Regions from separate parts of the Homo sapiens genome. Here region 1 is linked to region 2. Evidence: chromatin loops called from intact Hi-C (ENCODE). Cell type or tissue: heart right ventricle. All regions are shown on one strand. Links, peaks and the distances in the headings refer to the core of each region. The heading gives the core; the rest is flanking DNA.

The links. Hi-C counts contacts between places; a loop is a spot of excess contacts. Peaks named below come from ENCODE experiments on the same cell type or tissue, not always from the same donor. Only the 100,000 strongest peaks of a DNase experiment are listed, where the experiment ranks them.
Region 1: it touches region 2 in a loop (4-fold over the local background); 75 of 110 quality-filtered maps call a loop at or near these places.

The regions. Positions count from the first base shown.
Region 1 is chr6:148,238,815-148,249,775 of GRCh38, forward strand. It overlaps a transcript of SASH1 not described here. Among named protein-coding and RNA genes, the nearest start is that of SASH1, 99 kb to the right of the region's middle. In heart right ventricle, for the core only: no CTCF peak of the experiment used is centred there; DNase peaks (open chromatin) are centred at 1,827, 3,531 and 6,027; H3K27ac peaks cover 6,183 bases.
Region 2 is chr6:148,173,633-148,184,593 of GRCh38, forward strand. No RefSeq gene overlaps it. Among named protein-coding and RNA genes, the nearest start is that of SASH1, 160 kb to the right of the region's middle. RefSeq lists an enhancer at 419-1,005. In heart right ventricle, for the core only: CTCF peaks have their summits at 4,181 (motif pointing right), 4,385 and 6,375 (motif pointing left); a DNase peak (open chromatin) is centred at 4,189.

The DNA.
Region 1 (10,961 bases), core at 1,473-9,472, 65 kb after region 2:
TCCTCTGCTACTCACCCAGCCTCCATTCCCGGTGAGTTGGGGAACTACAAATATGGGTAAGCTCAAAAATAGCTCCCAAAAGTCACTCTGGGATACGCTGTCATTCAATGACCAAAAGAGCAGGCAGATTGCAGGGAGCTGGGCAGAGGTATGGTCGGATAGAAGCAGAGACAAAAACTGTGAATCTGCAAAGTACCGAGTATTCACTGGCCCATGAGTTTGCCATGCCAGATGGTTAGCTCAACTAGGGACATTAGAGTTACTGAAACTCTATCACGGGACCTCATTTTGAGGGGCTTCTGAACTTATTTGAGGTAGGGCTTTGCGCTCACTGATTCTACGTACATTTGTTTGACTGAGAGACATATTTCTTTGGTCTAAGGTGAGGGTTGTTTGTTCTGTAGGGACTCATAATCACTAAGTAGTTTGGGGATGTGGGTATTTCCTAAAGGAAATGATAACATAACAGTGTGATCCTTCCAATAGGAATATAATAATCCTGTCCCGTTGTCACCATGATATGGCCTTAGGATGTTTTTCTAGAGGGAGTGTTGGCTCAGGGCTGCCCCTCCCACACGCTCCTAGCACCGTGCTCTCCCGTAACAGGGCGTGGATTTGAAAGAAGCCTGACCAGCTGAACCTCTGTGAAAGGGAAGCTGGCTTAGCTTTTGAAACCTTCTTCATTCTCAAAATCTGGACTCCTTTTCATTGTCAGAGTTCTGGAGCAGGCACCAGACATGTTGAATTCTACTCCAGGTCTGGCTCACACTTGCCAATCAATCTCCAGCAAATCACTGTGCGCGAATCATTGTCTTTCTTGTTTTTAGTTCTTTCATCTGTAAAAGTAGCACCTTGCTAATCAATGTCTCAGCCATGACATATAGATCGGCTTTTTTTTTTTTTAATTAACCAAAAATGGTTCATAAAATGACTTTAGGAAATGTTATCATGCTATAATAGTGCTTCTTTTTTATTTCTACTTGCAAAACCTATCTTCATTCCCTCCTCTGCCTAGCTAGGACGCCTAGGGAACACCTAAACTTCCAGCAAATATTGTCCCTGCCTTGAGCTACACTCGGGTGCTCACACACAAGCCAGATGGGAGCTGTTGAGTGTCAGTGTTGACCAGTGCTCATGCCCCAGCCCTGGCCCCGTCACCTCTTCGGCATCACCTGCATCTGGTTCATCTCCCAGGACACTGACGTGTGGCAGTAAGACAGAAAGCTTGTACCATGTGTCATTCTGTCCTGTAAAAAAATGCAGTTATATCAGAGATCTGTCATTCAAAGATTCTAAACAAAACAATTCCTATGCCTAAGAGGAAGAACATTTCTGTTGTTTTGTTTGCTTTTTTTTTTTTTTTAACCTGAACCAGTGCCTCACTGGGGAAAGGAAACACTCAAATGCTCAAAGCCTAGGTCTAAACATTGTCCCCACACAGTGTTGATCAACACTTGGCCCGAGGTTGCACTGCAGTTTTAGTTGTCTGGGTTAAGTGTAGGGTAAATTCAAATTCTCACTGTTTTCATGGAATAATTGCTAATGAATATAATCATCTTCCAATGTCATCTGTTTCATTTGAAAGTTGGCAGGAATGAAGAAGGCAGCTTTCTTTAGAAATGATTAGAACATGGTTATTAGGGTGAGGTCATTGGTTTACAATTAAGTCATTATTTTCCCCCTACAGTTATAATAACAGTGATGGAACCCAGAATCTTGTTGCTGGCTCTTTGGCAAAAGAAGATCAAATTTTCAGAGTTTGGGCTGCCTTCCCTTAGTTGAAGGAATATTTTCCCACACCCGAGGCTGCTGGTGGGTGGCTGTCCCTCATACCACATGCATTTCTCTATGCGTCAGGGCTCTGCGGGCCAAGACGACTCACAGTATTCGCCAACTTGGAGCTGAAGGCTTTTCAACATGATAAAGAGGAAGATATTTTAAATTAAATTCCCGTTTGGCATTATTGTCATTTGATCTGTCCTGGGCTAATAAAGGGAAGAGCTATTCTTTAAAGAAAGAGAAAAGGCATAGCCAATGATTTTGTGCTCCCCATGAAAGAAAAATATCTTCTTGCTGGGTTTAGGAAAAGTTATCGGCTTCAGACCTCTAGGCAGGATTTAATTTCCCACATCATTATTTTTGCCTGCATAGTCACCATTTTTTTAAAGTTATGTTTTTATCTCTTTTCCTCTCTTACAAACAAAACATGTCAAAGTCTTCACAGACCTATTTTTGGCAAGCTCTGAAAAATCTGTAAAATATTTAAAGGCCATCAAGGGGAAAAAAAATATCCACTGGAATTAGAACCATCAGATTCTAGGTACTCATTGAAATAAATACAATTTCAAATTCTGCTGCCCCATTAAAGATTGCTTTTATTTATTTGCGGGTTTGAGATGAAGAAATAGTTGGAAGAGGCTGGAAATAGGAACTGAGACTCGCCTTCTCATCCAGGCTATGTAGTTAACTAGTTGTCATGCCCTGAGCAAGTCACTCAGCCTACCTGAAAAGCTGGATTATATACATATTAAGAACTCTAACAAGCCAAATGCCTCCAAGCAAGTGGGCACATACAAGTGCTGAAGTCATACATTTTGCAGTTGTACATCTAGAATTGTCTTAAAATACATGCATTGAGATGAGAACTCCTAGGCAAATGGCATCTCCTCTTGCTTTTAAAACTTGAGATTTATAGACCCCTTGAATTGTGTCTAAGAAATTCATAGCAATATGCCCATTGTAAAGTCTCAGGGTACCCATTTATATTCTGTATAAATATTTAAACAGAGAATTTGAACACAGATAGTCATCAGAAATGAAGCGAGCTGCAATATCATATAGCTGCATAAAGCAGTAAAACTTCATAGTTAAGAGGGCAGGTTCTGGAGCCACGCAATTGGGGTTCAAATCTCTGTTCTGACATTTATTAGCTCTGTGACCTTGGGAAGTTGACTTAACTCCTTCACGCTTCAACCTTCTTATCTGGGCATGGGGCTAATTCCAGTACCCACCTCGTATGACTGTTGTAGGGATTCCAGTAGATCATACATTTGTATCAATTACCTCTATTACTGGCACAGCAGCAAGCGTTCACTAAATGTTAAATGTTATTTTAATAACCTGAGAATTGGGTCAAAAATGAAGAGCATGAGACCCCCATCCATGAATTATTACTTTGATCTTCTTATGATTTCATATCTGATAGAAAGAGGTAAACAAAATGGTCATGAATGATCTTTGTTAGTTTCTTGGTGCCTTAGTTGTTTCCACACACGGACATCGTAAGATAATGTAGGACTATTCAGGATTAACTGTAGTCAACCAGTCTCTTGCTATTTACATGCAACTAACAAGCAAATGGTGAGGACTTGACTAGTAGTGCTAAGGGATCATTTTCCTTGTGTAAGTAACAAGCTAAAATAAAGTCATTGTGATTCAGAGAAACAGAAAGGGTGGGAAAATATGTGAACGACTTCTCCATTCCAGTGGGAACCTGGATGGAAACCCTCTTTTTGGAAGCCAAGAAGGCAAAGTTCCATTTTTTCTTGGCAAGGCACTTTACGAGACTCTGAGTGTCTTTGGACTCTGTATTTTGGTAGCTTGGAATTAGCCTGGGAACACTTTCATGCCCAAGTGATTTGAGAATCTCTCCCTTAATAACAAAGACTCCAATTTCTAGTGTTCAATCTTTCTCAAGGCCAAGTAAAGCGTCCGTTTGCATCTGTTTCAAGTCCCCTTTCACTTGCTTTTCACACCTCAATGTTTATCACAGCTTTCAAAGAAAGCACGTTTATCATTCACAAGGTTATTTACAAGTTAAGAGATGACCTCAATATTCCATTGTAGTTCTTTCAAAAAGGGTAGCTGCCACTATAACAAATACATATCGCAATTTATTCTGATCTCTTCTCTGGTGGAATATACTATGGGGGCCTCAGGGTCCCTTATGCCGTTGGTTCATCTACAGATAGACACTATTTTTTTAGGATTCTTTTTCTCTATGAACTAGCCCAAGCCAAAAAAGGGAAAATCATTTCTTCCTTAAGGACCATGGGCTCTGGCTCTATGCTGGGTAAATCTGTGTTCTCCAGTTTATTGGCACTCAATATGTGATTTTTTTTTTAACTCTTACTAATGGTATAAATCCCATAGGTTGGCTACCTCTAAAAACAGGATGTTTTGGCTGGCTGATTGTATGGGAGAATTAGAATTCCATGTTGGGTAGGTACAGTGGCTCCCGCCTGTAATCCCAGCACTTTGGGAGGCTGAGACAGGCGAGTCACTTGAGGTCAGGAGTTTGAAACCAGCCTCACCAACATGGCGAAAACCCATCTCTACTAACAATACAAAAATTGGCCAGGCACGGTGGCTCATGCCTGTAATCCCAGCACTTTGGGAGGCCAAGGCGGACAGATCACCTGAGGTCGGGAGTTCAAGACCGGCCTGACCAACATGGAGAAACCCCGTCTTTACTAAAAATACAAAATTAACTGGGTGTGGTGGCTCATGCCTGTAATCCCAGCTACTCGGGAGGCTGAGGCAGGAGAATCGCTTGAACCTGGGAGGTGGAGGTTGAGGTGAGCCAAGATAGTGCCATTGCACTCCAGCCTGGGCAACAAGAGCAAAATTCCATCTAAATAATAATAATAATAATAATAATAATAATAGTAAAACAAAAATTAGCCAGGTGTGGTGGCATGTGCCTGTAATCCCAGCTACTCAGGAGGCTGAGGCAGGAGAATCGCTTAAACCCAGGAGGTGGAGGTTGCAGAGAGCCAAGATCACGCCACTGTGCTCCAGTCTGGGCAAACAGAGTAAAACTGTGAAACTGTGTCTCAAAAAAAAAAAAAAAAAAAAAAAAAAAGAATTCAATGTGATCAGGAAACTTGAAATCCTGCTTTAAAGTTGGACTTCCACCTTTAGCTCCCTAAACAAACGTGACAGTCATTATTGAGCTTTATAAACGTGTTAGTAATTGGGAGACTATGGAAATGAGGAATGGCCAGTTTTATGTTTTAGAGAAATGATGCCAGGAAGACCACTCTTTCATTAAATCAAATCTGATCCTCCACATTAGGCTATGCAGGGAGACTTGCCATGTGGGAAGCGCCTGGCCCACCTGGCCAGGATTTGGAGTCTCTCCTCTGACAACTACACCAGCCTCAGGGGACACTCTCTGCCTCAACTCTGTTGGCAACCACTGATGAGATTGGTTTCTGAGTTCCCCAAAGCACTCTGAGACTAGGCTGAAACATGTAAAGAAAACCCCATTAAATGACTAGGAATAGCAAAAAGAATAAAATAACCCACAATTTTGTTCTTTGCTCTCAACACAGCACTTGACCATCTTCCCCCTTTCCCAGCTCTAAGCCTGCATCCATGTGGCAAGGCCATTATTCCCCTCTACCAGGCAGGACCCGAAAGTATGCTTAGACTCCTGGAAGCCTAGACCTTACCACCTACTAGGTTTTGGTATCCTGTCTTCAAACACGTATATTCCTTGCATGTTTACACTGGAAAATGTATCCCTATCATGCAGAGGAGACCGGCTTTATTCACAGGCCTTGGTCTTTCCCATGGCCTCAACAAGACAACCACATCAGAATACTACATGCACATATTGATGGATGAACACACCCAGCGGTAGGACGTTGTTTTATTATAAAGGGTTATTATGATGATACAAATGTCACAGACATTTAGAGAGTGGGCCAGTGTTCCTGGGTGCTAAGGCGTTGTTTGCAGCTCTAGTGGGAGGCAGAGGAAGGTACACATTGTAGGCCTCCGTTTCTTTAATAGGGAAGACCCTCTTAAAGAGGGTGCAGCAGTTTGGAGAAGAAGCTCCTGCTGTTGTTGTTGCTGCTGTTGTTTCTCCTGGGGCCACGTGTCTGACTGCTCCTATTTCAGGGCAACTGGGTCACAGCTGTGCTGCCGGCCACAGGGCTTCTCTAAGCATAGGCCCCAAGGGCGACATGAGAAAAGCCACCTGACAGAGTGGATTCTTGCTTTGCCTGGCTGTAAGGAAGAAAGAACTTCATTTGCCCTAAGCTGTTCACAGGTTCTGGGGCCTGGGGCCTGAGGCCTGGGGCATGTGTGTGTGTGTGTGTGTGTGTGTGTATGTGTGTGTGTGTGTGTGTGTGTGTGTGAGAGAGAGAGAGAGAGAGAGAGAGAGAAAGATTACAAGCTGTATCTTGGTATTCCTTTTTCAAATCCACATTCCATTACCCCATGTTCAACTCAGTTGGTTTCCAGGAGCCCTCCCAAGAGAAACAGCTGCTTGATGCCTTAAAGAGGAAATGTTAAAAGCTCTTGAGATTTAGAATTTTAGAATCTGCAGGGTTGATAACTTCCTCTCTGCTTATGAAAACAAATAGCACTAACTCCTCTTTCTCGACACAAACACGGTTCCCAAATGATTGTTTTCCTCTCTCAAATACGGTTCTATCAAGGAAGAGCAGATAACACCAGGTAGCCTGCAATTAAGTTGTAGATGCTAATAATAAAATCGGTTCTTGGTATTATAGCATGGATACTGTTCATCATTATGCTGCAATTGAAAAGTGATACAAAGATAGAGACCAGAGAACTTCCGCTTGAGGCTAGACGGTTTCCCACCTTTGAGATACAAAAGGTCAATCTAACACAAGTGATTACTGATTTGGAAGCATTAAGTTAGAACAATTAATTATCCCATAGTAAATGCATTACTGGTTGTCTCTCCTGGGGTTCTTTAGTAAGGTTGAGTTATAGAACTGGCAGTGTAGCTCTTAATAACTGAAGGGACTTTTTTCTTTCGGAAGACATGTTAGTGAGAAGGGGGTAGTGTTTTGGTACGGTTTGGTTTGGGTTGGGTTTGGTTGCCAAGTTTGAGAAAACAAGAATTAAGCTGGGGGCCAGGTGCGGTGGCTCGTGGCTGTAATCCCAGCACTTTGGGAGGCCAAGGCGGGTGGATCACGAGGTCAGGAGATCGAGACCATCCTGGCTAACACAGTGAAACCCCGTCTGTACTAAAAAATACAAAAAAATTAGCCGGGCATGGTGGTGGGCGCCTGTAGTCCCAGCTACTCGGGAGGCTGAGGCAGGAGAATGGCGTGAACCCGGGAGATGGAGGTGAGCCCAGATCGCACCACTGTACTCCAGCCTGGGCGACAGAACCAGACTCCGTCTAAAAAAACAAAAAAAAAAGAAAAAGAAAAAAAAAGAATTAAGCTGGGAAACATCTGCTTATCCCTAACACATACACAAACACACATGTGTACACATACATGCATGCTCAGACTTCATATTTTTCTCTTCTCTTCTCTTTTCTCTCTCTCCCTGTCTCTCTCTCCTCTCTCTCTCTCTGTCTTATAGATTACCCATATTCTTGAGAGTTGACAGAACAGTGGATTCAGAAACAAGAGCTAACAGGAATAAGTAGAAGTCTTTTCATTGTCATTTATCTTATCGTCATTCAGTTCATGTATTTTCCTCTGGCAATTCTTTTTAAACAGAATGTTTCCTTTAGAATTGTTTCTTTCTCTCAACTTCAGCCCGAAAATTTTAAGGTAGTGGGGTAATGTTTATGTGTGTGTGCTTTAAAACAAACAGTAGACCTTTCTGGGTGTTGAAAATGATTAGTGACAGCATCAATACCATTCATTTGTGTTATTTCACACATTTTTCCATAAAGGGATTCATCCCAGGACTCATTTATTCTTGATTCAACTCATTTCTCATCACTAGCTTTTGGTGCCAAGTACAAAAGGAGTTTCAATCCTCCTAAATATTTGCAGATCAGATAGACATAAAATAATAGAGAGACTATTCTATAGTAAAAAGAAAATATTTTAAGGAAGGGATTACTTTGTATCAACCACAGTCAGGTTCATAATTTATCTGACATGCTTGTAAACAAACAGCTGAAAGATCTTCAGCCTCCAAAATATTATGAATACTTTTGCAATGAAAAAGTAAATGTGTTCAAAAACAAAATGATTTGTAAATTTAACTAAAAGTTTGCGTCGCTACGAGTTTACTGGTATCCAAAGAATATCACACACTTTTTGTTTCCATTTACTGATTCATCAAATATTTATTGAGTCCTTAACCTATGCTATGTACTTGTACTAAGTGTTTGGAATGCAGATGGCCCTGCTCTCAAGGAGTTTACAATCTAGTGGGGAGACAAATAAACAGTTCCAATAAAGTGCTGCTGAAAATAAGGGAAGAAGGCCAAGGGCGATGGAATGGACTGTCTATCCCTGAGGACACAATGTTTATTTTAGTCAATTTGCCATGGTCCATGGACTAGCTTCACAGACTTAGAAACCTTGGCATAGGTGAAGATTGTCTCTCAGAAGTGAATTCCCATTGGCCAAGTAATTAGAATAACTAATAGTAAACTAGAATGCGAATTTATTAATTTGCCCTGAGAAATAGAACTGCCCAAGAAATGAGATCCTTAAGTTCAAGGTTCAGCACACCATAGGCAGCCACAATGCAGCTAAATTACAATAAGAAGGCTTCTTGGTAAGCATGAAATAGAAGAAATTAAGGTTCGATGAAAGATCCTGAGAAATTATAATGACACCAAGCTAAGATAGCCTGGTACCTCCATCTCCTAAAATGGGGAGACCTGACGCTGTGATGGCAGAAGTCAAAGCTGGGGACAAGAGCACCTCCTCTAGTGGACAGTGAGCACCTTCAGGCCACAGCCGGAGTTGGCCCATCCTGAACCCCTTATGGAGACGCCTTTAACAGTTGCCATCCCCCTTTATTGGCTGGGTTGATACTCAGCTGGAATGCAGTTGTGGTCATATCCGGGGCCTAAAATCTGGTTTTACTGGGGCCTAAACCTTATACAAGTTTGTGGGGCCTCTTAAAGAAACAATAAACCTTTATGAGTAAAAATTAATTATGAAAGTAAATATTTCTTTGGAAAGTTCCCATGCAAGTGGGGACTCATTTATTTCATAGAAACTAAAACCGAATGTTAAGTTATGGAAATACTTTCATGCTACTGTAGTTGATAAAGCGCTGCCACCCTGGCCACTCTGGCCCCTCCCTGGGAAACCCTAGACCTCCTCAAATTCCAGCAATTAAAGGATTAAAGGCTGAGAGTATACCATCTGTTCTGAGCATGGTAATTGGTAAATATGTTTAATGAGTATCTCTTTTTTAGACATTGGCATATATTTATGATGTACTGCATTATGTATTGATTTTGCCATTTAATTCTCAATGCTAAGCCCTTATTTCAAGTTCTTGGAAACCTCACAGTCACCCCTGAATGCTAACAATTCATACAAGTCCGAAATATTTAACATTTCTTTTACAATCCTCCAAACTGCCAAAGAATGGAGCTGAGTGAAAGCTTTATCTCTTAAGCAGTACTGGTTTCTAGAGCATTCCCAACAAGATCTCCTAAGAAAGAAGCTTGGTGAGGGTGGTAATTGGTGATAGTGCAGCCTAGGGTCCTGAAGGACTAGGAGAGAAGGCAGTAAGGGCATTTTCCTGTTTGTTTATTTTAATCCAAGAGCCGGTACAAAGCTTTCCCCAGGGGAAATTTGATATGTTATTAAAAGAAGAAAGAATGGGTGTTCAGTGAACAACAAACAGCAAACACATCCTCAATAATTCTAACTCTTTGCGGCATAACGTGCAGAATTCTGCCATAAGGGTACAAGTCCTCAAAATCTACCCTCTACCTGATACAGGTACATTTGTCAGGGGGTAGGTGGAACATTTTTCTTGTATCTTTATAAAGAAGCAATTACCATATTTGACTGTGGTACTTAATTTTCCACAAATTTCCCATCAGCTTGGTGTAATGTTGTTCTTTGGAACATTTGCAACATTTTCAACTTCATCAAGTCAAAAAGAACAGTTTATGAAAGCAGTCACTTCCCCCCACAAGCCTCAGAAGGAGCTTCATTTGGTGCTAAAGCATCTCCATATGATTTGTAGCTGTGTTTCCCAAGGGGAAGATATACAAAGGACACTGTGAGAAAATCTGCTCCTTATTTAAACTGTGAAGTGTTGGTAGAACTACCTTCTTCTGACAATCAGTGAGGACCACTGTGGATGTTAAATGCAAACAAGCAAACATTGTATTTTTTTTGTATTCTGTCCTTTTAAAACTAATTTATACAAAATCTCCAATTAGGATTCAATATTTTACATACTGAGAAAACATAGTGTGTGGTTCCTAGAAATTTAACAGTTTACATAGTATAGAACCTGGCTCACAGTGAATGTTTGATGAATAACTGATGAATGAATGAATGAATGAATGAATGAGTGACTAAAGAAGCACGCCAGCAAAATGGCTTTCTCCCTGAGAAGGCTCACAGATTAAAAAAATAAATTTACATTTTTTACTTATTGTCTAACAAAGAATATACAGGTCCTAGAGCAGTGGATGACAATTTTGCTAAACGAATGAATGACAGCATAATTTCCCTGAGGGGAGAAGCTGCTTATCAGAATGAATACTCCTGCAGAGACTGTAGATGTGAGTGCATGTGCACGTGTGTGTGTGTGTGTGTGTGCATGCATCACACACACATGCGCACGTGGGCTGATAGGGGAGACTTGGAGGAATTGGGAAGTGGCATTTCAGAGCTACAAAAAGGCTCATGTGTAAACAGTCTGTGTGATCAAGCCAGGTGTTCAATGCTTCTAGGAGCCAGGGTACCAAGGTACACTGAGAAAAGCATAAGCTTTCGGTCTAGACAGATAGGGGTACGAATCTGCAACTTACCAGCCATTTGACCTTGACCGATTTACCTTACCTCCCTACGCCTCAGTTAACTCATCTTAAAGCAGTGATAATAACATTTACCTCTCCAGGTCATGTCTGAGAAACAGAGGTAATGATGGCAAACTCTATTACATGCCAGGCACTGTTCTAAGCACTTTATGTACATTACCCTGTTTCAACCTCACAAGAGCCATGTGAGACAAGACACTGTCTTTGC
Region 2 (10,961 bases), core at 1,726-9,725:
AAATAAGGCCACAGTGTGAAGTAGTAAGGGTTAAGACTCCAACCCATCCTTTTTAAGGAAGACACAATTCCCCATAACAACCCCTAAACCAAACACTATGCAAGAGGAACAAAAAGCACTTATTGGCTGCTTCCAGATCACTTGAGCAACCCCAGAGCTGACAGTGGTGTCATCTCCTTAAATATAAGGGGTAAGAGTGAAAAAGGATTTGTTCTCCCAGGAAAAATCAGACTAATCTACCCAAAGAAGGAGAACCAGATGCTGAGTAGGCAAAAGCAATATTAATTATAGTAAATATTTACATCAAAACAAAGGCCTCAATCTTATGCACATACCTACATCTGACCTACATATGAGTAGCCAGATACATTACTGAGTGCATACACTGTATTATTTAAATAGAATCATAGCATTCACATTTCTCTCTACTACTCCACTGGTTAAGAGAAGTTTTGCATTTGAGCATCATTTTAATAAGATGAAATTGCATTGGGCTGCTTAGATGCCAACAGTGGGGAGGGTAAACCTAACAAGAACAAGAAGACAATATTGATCGCCTGCTTCCATCAGTTACCAAAGAACAAAGCATCGATGGTTGAGGAGCAGAGGGATGGGCATGGCATCACCTTTGGCTGGTGTCTGGCCGTGGATGAAAGCAGGAAGGAGCAGCTATCAGGCAGGGATGTTGAATTTACAGCAGGGGGTCTTCCCATCCCCCTCTCATGTCACAGTCAGTGTTACGCATCAACCAAGGCATTTGTTTCCATTGAGCCTCCGCAGAGCTCAGAACCAAGCATGTGTGTGGTCTCGGTGTCTGGCACACCCAGGAGTCATGCAGCGCACCTCTTCATTCCCACACCTAGCAGCCAAGTGCCAGTTTCTTCAGGCCAGGCTCCAGGTAATCTTTACTACCCAATCAGAATTGGCTCAAGAAATTCAAGCCACTTGCCTTCTGGGCCTTAAAGCCTCCATCGGGCCTTCTAAGATTTCTTTTTTTTGGTGGGGGGAGTGGGATGGGGAGACAAGATTTTGCTTCGTTGCTCAGGCTGGAGTGCAGTGGCACGATCACAGCCAGGCACAGTGGCTCATGCCTGTAATCCCAGCACTTTAGGAGGCCAAGGTGAGAGGATCACTTGAGCCCAGGAGTTCAAGACTAACCTGGGCAACATAGTGAGATCCCTGTCTCTACAAAAAAAAAAAAAAAAATTTTAATGAGCCAGGCATGGTAGCATGCACCTGTACTCCTAGTGACTCAGGAGGATGAAGTGGGAGGAACCCTTCTGATATTTCTGCCCTAAGAGTGCTTCCTCTCCTGATCTCTCTTAGGCCCATCTTGTTCCTGGATGCTTATTTTATATGCATCCAAATATGCACAAGACATATATTCAGTATCACCAAATAGTAGTTTTATTGTATGTAATAAATCCTTGGCTTGGCGCACTCTTATATAGATTAGAAACAGTATTCTTTATGTCAATGAATGTCACCACTTCTGTCAAGTACTTCTAGTTTCTACAGGCTCAAGAATACCTTTTCTTGACAATGGTTCAGGATATAGGCTGGTATTCTGCCAGCCTTCTCACTGTTAGTTCATTTCTTTAATAGCATCTTGGTGAGAGTCTTTTCAGAACCCAGGGACTCCAGCCTCCACCCCTTCTATTAACTAAAAATCCCTGAATAACCCTCCATATGGTGCCGGCATGGCATTTGATAAATACCTTGCTGATTATTTATCTGACTTTACATTTATTTTGACAGATTGAGCACGTTAGTCTGTATTGAAACTAAGCTCTTGTTGTAAATATCTTCCTACGGCTCTCTGGCGCTGTGTTGAGTGATCTACTGAACTTCTGCCACAGCAAACTTGGGGGAAATGAGGAAAAGGAAGGCACACTCTGAAACAAAAGCAGACAAAAGCAATTCTGAAAAGCAAGAAAAGGGACAGAACTCCATTGGAGGTCCTGGTGAATATATTTGTACCTTCTGTCAGCACGTCTCGTGACTGTAAACTGCTGTAACTACCAGGATCAATAAAGGGCAAGGCCTTGAGATAGTAATTATGCTAATTGGTAGTGACTAGAAAACACGCAGGCTGCAGGATAAGCAGACAGTGTCTTGGGAGAAACAGACACATTTGTTAAGAAGGGCAAGGTCTGGTAGGCTTCGTGAGACTTTTCCTATAATCAGTTTTCTAAGAAACACCACGTGCATCAGCCAACATAGTTTGAGTTCTTCCCTCGGTAGAAGATTGTACCAGGCACTGCAGAAGAATATCCAAGAAAGAAAGACTCAGCACCTGCCTTCTGGAAGCTTACAGCTTAGCTCATTCTCCAGGCATGCCCAAGCACGTGCACACACGCACACACACACACACACACACAAATTGAAAGACATTTTTACTGTATAAAAAATTGTCAAGAACTGAGAATCTGCCAGATATGGTGACTCATACCTATAATCCCAACTACTTAGGGATGCTGGGATGGGAGGATCACTTGAGGCCAGGAGTTCAAGACCAGGCTGGCCAATGTAGTAAGACTGTCTGTTAAAAAAAAATAATTAATTTTATATTAGCTGGTCTTGGTGATGCACACCTGTAGTCCCAGCTACCAGGGAGGCAGAGGCAGGAGGATCACTTGAACGCGGGAGTTGAAGTCTGCAGTGAGCTCTGATTGTACCACTGCACTGCAGCCTGGGCAACAGAGTAAGACTCTATGTTAAAAGATTTTAAAATTGAGAGAACTAAGAACGTAAATACCAGAATGCTATCAAAATGAGAAGGGACCAAAGTCAAGTGGTTTGTAGGTACCATGTTTGAGATGGAGCTTTGACTAGAGACTGGATGAAGGCATCTCAAGGCAAGAGATTTTTGTTCTTGGTAAAGAAAGTTAAGAATCTCTGACACAGAAGCTTCCCAGTTGTCATTGTATTACAGTTGCGAAAAACACCTTATTAGATGTGGAAGTTTAAAAGCTATCATTTACCATGTCCATGAATGTAACATGGATACTGCAATGAACTGAAAGTTTGTGTCCCCACAAAGTCCGTATGTTGAAATCCTAACTCTCAATGCAATGGTGTTGGGAGATGGGGCCTTTGGAAGATGATTAGGTCCTGAGGGTGAAACTCCCACAAATGGGATTAGTGCCCTTATAAAAGGAACTGCAGAGAGTTCTCCAGTCTCTTTCTACAATGTGAAGCAACAATAAGAAGACAGAAGTCTGCAACCCAGGAGAGGGTCCTCACCAGAACCCACCCATGCTACCACCCAGATCTTAGACTTCCAGCCTCCCGAACAGGGAGAAATAACCTTCTGTTGTTCATAAACCACCCAGTCTATGGTACTTTATTATAGCAGCTCAAACTGGCTAAGACAGACACTATCTTTGAACTGGTAATCAAATTAGTTAATCAGAGTGTGTGGATAGGTACCAAAAGAATAGACAAGCCAGTTGATTCACATTAATTACCTTGCTGGGCCACTGTGAAATTCTGAACTTTCCAATAAGCATTGACGATTAAAATTTTAGACAAAATTTTCTCTGGTCATTCGATTTATATATAAAGCTCAAGTATGAATAAAGCCTAAATATAGCTTAGTTAAATACATGAAAATTTAGAAAGACTATTGGAACGTCCTGGCTCTGTAAATATCAAATTCCTTTATCTTAATTGCAGCCTCAAATCACTAGCTCCAGTTATGAAAGATTACTTTCTCCAGAAACTAGACTACAGAATAGTAAGTAAAGTTTTCTATTATTTTATTCCATGAAAGAGATATGGGAAATCATAAATACCACACTTATCCTAAGTATCATATTTCAGTGTTTAAAGAAAATTCTGACAGTTCTGATTAAATAGGTCAGATCCGAAGGATAAGATTCACCATAGAGCTCTGGACTCCAATGTATGTCTTTTAAAAGAATGTCCAAACAGCACTATCATGTGAATTTCGTGTATTGGGTGTTCCGTGATGTTGGGTAGTGTAGAAAGAGACCTGAGCTAAAACCTGTGATGATAAGTCATTTCCCCTCCAAGGGCTGGCTGCAGCTTCCACTCTGCAGAAGGGATGAAGTTGGGCAGGGAGAGTATGACCTGGATGATCTATGAGAGCTTTGGAGTTCTGAACAAACGTTGGAAACGGATTTAGGGAACATGTTTGCAGGGTTGCATAACTGCTACCAGCAGGGGGCAGCACGGCTCAGATAATTACTATTTCTTGCCCTTCCTCATTTAGGAAAAACCTATGGAAAATAGGGACTTACCCCTCAGCCTTCAGGAGTCCTGTAACATATAATGGACCAAAGCCAAGGACTGCCCTTGCCTCCAAAGGGTTTGATTTTTCAAGACACAAACACCCGATAGGTGCACCGTCAACGACATTCCCCACGGACGCCTTCAATGATGATGTGACTTAGTGTTGACTTTCCTTTTTATCTTTGTCTTCTCTTTATTTCCTAGTTGTTTCTAGTCAGAGGAAGGATAGCTTTATACAGAAATAGGATTTATTTATTTATTTATTTATTATTTATTTTAATTGATCATTCTTGGGTGTTTCTCGCAGAGGGGGATTTGGCAGGGTCACAGGACAATAGTGGAGGGAAGGTCAGCAGATAAACAAGTGAACAAAGGTCTCTGGTTTTCCTAGGCAGAGGACCCTGCGGCCTTCCGCAGTGTTTGTGTCCCTGGGTCCTTGAGATTAGGGAGTGGTGATGACTCTTAAGGAGCATGCTGCCTTCAAGCATCTGTTTAACAAAGCACATCTTGCACCGCCCTTAATCCATTCAACCCTGAGTGGATACAGCACATGTTTCAGATAGCACAGGGTTGGGGGTAAGGTCACAGATCAACAGGATCCCAAGGCAGAATTTTTCTTAGTACAGAACAAAATGAAAAGTCTCCCCCGTCTACCTCTTTCTACACAGACACGGCAACCATCCGATTTCTCAATCTTTTCCCCACCTTTCCCCCCTTTCTATTCCACAAAACTGCCACTGTCATCATGGCCCGTTCTCAATGAGCCGCTGGGCACACCTCCCAGATGGGGTGGTGGCCGGGCAGAGGGGCTCCTCATTTCCCAGTAGGGGCGGCCGGGCAGAGGCGCCCCTCACCTCCCGGACGGGGCGGCTGGCCAGGTGGGGGGCTGACCCCCCCCACCTCCCTCCCGGACGGGGCGGCTGGCCGGGCGGGGGGCTGACCCCCCCACCTCCCTCCTGGACGGAGCGGCCGGCCAGGCAGAGGGGCTCCTCACTTCCCAGTAGGGGCGGCCGGGCAGAGGCGCCCCTCACCTCCCGGACGGGGCGGCTGGCCGGGCGGGGGGCTGATCCCCCCACCTCCCTCCCGGACGGGGTGGCTGGCCGGGCGGGGGGCTGACCCCCCCACCTCCCTGCCGGACGAGGTGGCTGCCGGGCAGAGACGCTCCTCACTTCCCAGACGGGGTGGCTGCTGGGCGGAGGGGCTCCTCACTTCTCAGACGGGGCGGTTGCCAGGCAGAGGGTCTCCTCACTTCTCAGAGGGGGCGGCCGGGCAGAGACGCTCCTCACATCCCGGACGGGGCGGCAGGGCAGAGGTGCTCCCCACATCTCAGATGATGGGTGGCCGGGAAGAGGCGCTCCTCACTTCCTAGATGGGATGGCGGCCGGGAAGAGGCGCTCCTCACTTCCTAGATGGGATGGCGGCCGGGCAGAGACGCTCCTCACTTCCCAGACGGGGTGGCAGCCGGGCAGAGGCTGCAATCTCGGCACTTTGGGAGGCCAAGGCAGGCTGCTGGGAGGTGAAGGTTGTAGCGAGCCGAGATCACGCCACTGCACTCCAGCCTGGGCGCCATTGAGCACGGAGTGAACGAGACTCTGTCTGCAATCCCCGCACCTCAGGATGCCGAGGCTGGCGGATCACTCGCGGTTAGGAGCTGGAGACCAGCCCAGCCAACACAGCGAAACCCGTCTCCACCAAAAAAATACGAAAACCAGTCAGGCGTGGCGGCGCGCGCTGGCAGGCTGAGGCAGGAGAATCAGGCAGCAGTACCGTCCAGCTTCAGCTCGGCATCAGAGGGAGGCCGTGGAGAGAGGGAGAGGGAGACCGTGGGGAGAGGGAGAGGGAGAGGGACAGAGGGAGAGAGGGAGAGAGGGAGAGGGCAGGATTTTTTTTAAGTAAGAATTCTTTACCAATCCTTCTTTCCCCAACATAAAATCTCCTATTTGAAGTGAAGTTTGAGGTAGGGACTCGAGAGGCAGTGCCTCAAGAAAGCCACACATTGTACAATGGAGAGCAGGGATGAAAACATTGTATAGAAGGAAATGACTCTTCCTTTTGTTAGGAAAGGAAAAAAGAAAAAGAAAAAAGCCATTAGCTGAGCAGTGCTGCCCCCTGCAGCTGAAAGGAAATGAGAAAAGAGGCTGAAATAATTGAGCTCCCTTGTTCTGTGAATTGTGTTTTCTTTGCAGGATTAAGTGTTTATTTAAAAATCCAACTTGCATTATAGCAGAATACTAAATTCTGTCTTCTAATTAATTTTTAAAGCTCAGATTTGATAGCAGGATTAATCTTAGCCTTATTTTCAAGACAATTTAAAAATTACTAGAGAACATTTGTTTCATTTAATAAAAACGTATTACCCTACAGTAAATTGCAATTCAGATTATACGTTGAGCTTCCATTTGGCTGAAGTATGTACTCTTGAACGGCTTTGTCTAAAATTAGAGACCATTTTCCTATAAAACAAGAGTGCTTGAGGGCTTGAACATCCAAAAATGTTACCTTAAGAGTAACGGGCTGTGGTATAGAAACTGCCATCATCAGATAATTACAACCACTTAAATGAAAGCACCTCTATCCACCCTTTCTTTTCCTTCCATCTTCTTTTTCTATGGGTGCTGTTCACATGCTGTCATAATTCCAGGGAGAGTTGCATAATGGAAAAAAACAAAAACAACCCTGTGCTTTGAGCTAGGGATCCAGGGTTTAACACCCTACTCTGCACTTTACAGTTTGTTTGACCTTGAACTGGCCACACAAGTATTCTGAGCTTATTTTTGCCATCTCCAACATAGGAGAAATAATAAGACCTATCTCACCAGGCTTTTGTGAGAACTGACTGAGAAAACAAAGAGCTCCTGTCAACCACTGGATGATGGTAGCTGGGGGACTTCTCTTAAGATAGGAAGTCAGCAAGATGGCTGTCGCGGATTCCTCTTCTCCATATGCGCATGTCAAGAGACAGAGGCTAATTCTCCTCTTCTGAATCTGGGCTGGCCTGAGTGACTAGTTTGACTGATAGAACCAATGGCAGTGACATTCTGGGACTTCTAAGGCTGGGCCATAGAAGTCTTACAGCTTCCACCTGTGTCTCTTAAATGCCTGCTCTTATAATGTTATAATCTTTCACAACCCAGCCACCAGGCTGTGGAAAGCCCAAAGCACATGGAGAGGCTATGTGTAGATATACCAGTTGGCAACCGAGCTGAGCTCCCAGTCAGCAGCTAGTGTCAACACAGGCCACACGAGTGAGCCATCTTGGGCATCTATCCCACTTGAGCCTTTAGACCCTTCAAGCTCCAGCCGTATGACAGATCCTGGACACAGACTACCCACTGAGCCCAGTCAACCCTCTGGGCTACAAGAGACGAGCATAAACTGTTATGTTAAGCCACTGAATTTCGGGGTGTCTGTTACATAGGCAATGAAAGATAATCGGAGAAAGCTACAGGGCAATTTTCTATTTTAAAGAGCAAATAGAAAAAACCCAAAGAAACACCTGAGAAGGAGGGGGTCTTACTATATGCATTTATCTGTATTTCATTATCTTGCCTCTCTAGTCATTGTTTCAAAACTTCCAGATAAGTTCAATTAGATTTGGAAGGAACATAGTGGGAGTTGAACAAATGTTGGTTGGATGACTAAGAAAATGAGCCAATGTATGAATGTTTCCTACGACATTAGTCCTCTAGTAGAAAGTATCTAATGACCAACAATCAATCAAAAATTTCCTTAAGAATTTATTATTTATAGGCTATTTTGGAATATAACCCTATCCCAAAGAAGTTCAAGTCTTATAAATAAAGGACTTGAATTAAAAGGACATTTGAAATAATGACGTGGCCGGGCTTGGTGGCTCACGCCTGTAATCCCAGCACTTTGGGAGGCTAAGGGGGCTGATCGCTTGAGCCCAGGAGTTCAAGACCAGCCTGGGCAATATGGGCAAACCCTGTCTCTACAAAAAATACAAAAATTAGCTGGGTGTGATGTCACATGCCTGTAGTCCCAGCTACTCAGGAGGCTGAGTGGGGAGGATCACTTGAGCCCAGGGAGGTAGAGGCTGCAGTGAGCCATGATCACGCCACTGCACTTTAGTCTGGGCAACAGAGTGAGACCCTGTGTCAGTATAGATAGATGGATGGTTGGATGGATGGATAGATAGATAGATAGATAGATAGATAGATAGATAGATAGATAATGTGCAGATTTGTTTGGTAGGAGTTACAGACAGAAGATGGATTGGGGATGAAGAAATGCACTCAGATTGCTAGAGCTAGGAAACACCTTTTCTGGGATATGGATCACTCTGCACTCAGAAGACTAGGTGAGATGACAGAAGGAGTACTCTGGAGGCTGGATGTGGTGGCTCACACCTGCAATCCCAACACTTTGGAAGTCTGAGGCAGAGGATCACTTGACACCCGAAATTCAAGAGTCTGGGCAACATAGCAAGATCCCATCTCTATTAAAATAAAGAAAAAGAGGGAGGGAGGGAAGGAGGTAGCGAGGAGGGGAGGAAGGAAGGAAGGGAAGGGTGTTCTGAGTGAGATGTTTGGGAACCAATAAGAAAGATTTTATGATGGGGATTAGTACTCAATATGAGTAGGTGCCCAACACAGGATTACAAGAGGCATAAAGTTCAGCATAATCAGAGCCCCGTCAGAGCCATAACAGACCAAAATTCCCCTCTGTGGGGAATTCAGTGTGGTCTAGAGACAGGAAGAAGGGGAGAGAGTGAGCTGAGAAGCTTCAGTCCCTAGGGGTTGGAAGTGTGTAGGATGACCCACACATTCCCCTGAACTAAAAACTCCGAGGGAATTGGAATGGAGGGAACACTTATTCATGCTGAGGAGCCTCATAGCGTGAGGATGGTGCATCACCACAGGTACACGATGCCATGGGCATTTTCAGAGGATCTTTATTTTTACTGCAATCTCTCTGAACCCTGTAAAACAGGGACAATAGAAAACTGAAAGTAGGGGTGTGGCCCACCCAAGGCCACCTGACTAGTTAGTAGACAGCCCAGACCCAGGTCTTCTGCCCTATGGGTCAAGCTCGCACCGAACTGCTCCACCCTCTCCAGATTTTATTTTGTTCAGGGCCCACCAATGTCTCCAATGACCTTGTTTACAGCACAAAATAATGCCACCAGGCTTCTCTTTAAAGCCGTTTTGAGAAATGGCATATTACTCTCTGTTAGAAATAATGACTCTGATTGCTGGACCAAAATACAGCGTGTCTATCACCGAAATAATTCAAAAAGCTATTTTTGTGGGTCACATTCTATGTGATAAAAACCGTCATTTTAGTTGACTTTAAAGGACACATCTCTCTGTAAATCCATAGAGCGTGCTGTAGTCTGTCGGCTGAATGTGACACCTTCCACAAAGAGTATATAAATGACTCTGATTCAGAACGGAGGTTGAGCAGATAAATAAAGTTGACAGTTCACAGAAGAGGTCTTCATTACTAAATTATTTGGGGAGGTTTTGTAAGTCAGGAAAACTAATCTGCAACTAATGCTCCTTTGGTGCCACTTATCCCGTAGCCATCTCCTCACACTGACTGCAAAGCAAGCGCATGGAGTTTTACCTCCCCATCATCAATTACAAATATGTCCCTTTTTTACTCCTCTCTGTGAGATTGCATTTCTTATAAATTGCTCTGCACCGGGGCCTTGTGAAGTAAACATCCAAATTTCACAGGCATCTGTGTCCACCTTAGCCAGCAAGTGACGGCCACCTTCTTGAAGCAGCTGGAGCCAGGCTGGCCTCACGCGTGGTCAGACACAGCAGGAGGAGGACGGAAGCCACGTGCTAGGTCACAAAGCTGCGTGTCCACATCCCACGTGATAGATCTGCAGAGGCTGCTTGGCTTGTCAGAAACTGATGGCCACAGGCACAAATCAAGCCAGTACCCTTCTGCCAGAGAATCAGCAGAATCTTCCTACACCTGTTTGGTGGCAAGGGTCAGGGACGTTCTGCAGCATAGATGGCAGGAGAGCTTTTTATGGAAGCCACAAGAAGGCAGACATCATTGATGGATGTCCACTGGAGGCCAGTACCCTACTGGAGGAGCTTCATGCTCAGTCCATCAGCTGGGGAAACCATCATTGCACACGGTTTAAAGACCTGAAAGGATCAACTCTGTGTGTTGCTGTCAGTCATTTGCTGGGTGAAACAAAGGGTTGAAGTGTGTGTAGGAGAAATCTTTATTTTGAAATCTAACAAGGCTATCTAAGAATGTTCACAGGATGCTTACAACAAAATGGACTTAAATATAATGATTTACACTAATTTTTAGAATTTATACCTGCATAGTTAGAGGATACAGGAGAAAATATAGTATATGAAGATAATCTATATTTTTTCTTTTGATTCATTTTTTGATTTTTTTTTTTTCCCCAGACAGGGTCTGGCTCTGTCACCCAGGCTGGAGTGCAGTGGCACAATCTCTGCTCACTGCAGCCTCCACCTCCAGGGCTCAAGTGATCCTCCCACCTCAGCCTCCTGAGTAGCTGAGACTACAGGCACAGACCACCATGCCCAGCTAATTTTTGTATTTTTGGTAGAGACGGGGTTTCACTATGTTGCCCAGGCTGGTTACAAATTCCAGAGCTCAGGCGATCTGCCCACTTCGACCTCCCAAAGTGCTGGGATTATAGGCATGAGCCTATAAAAGCTATACCTGGCCTTTTAAAAACTTCT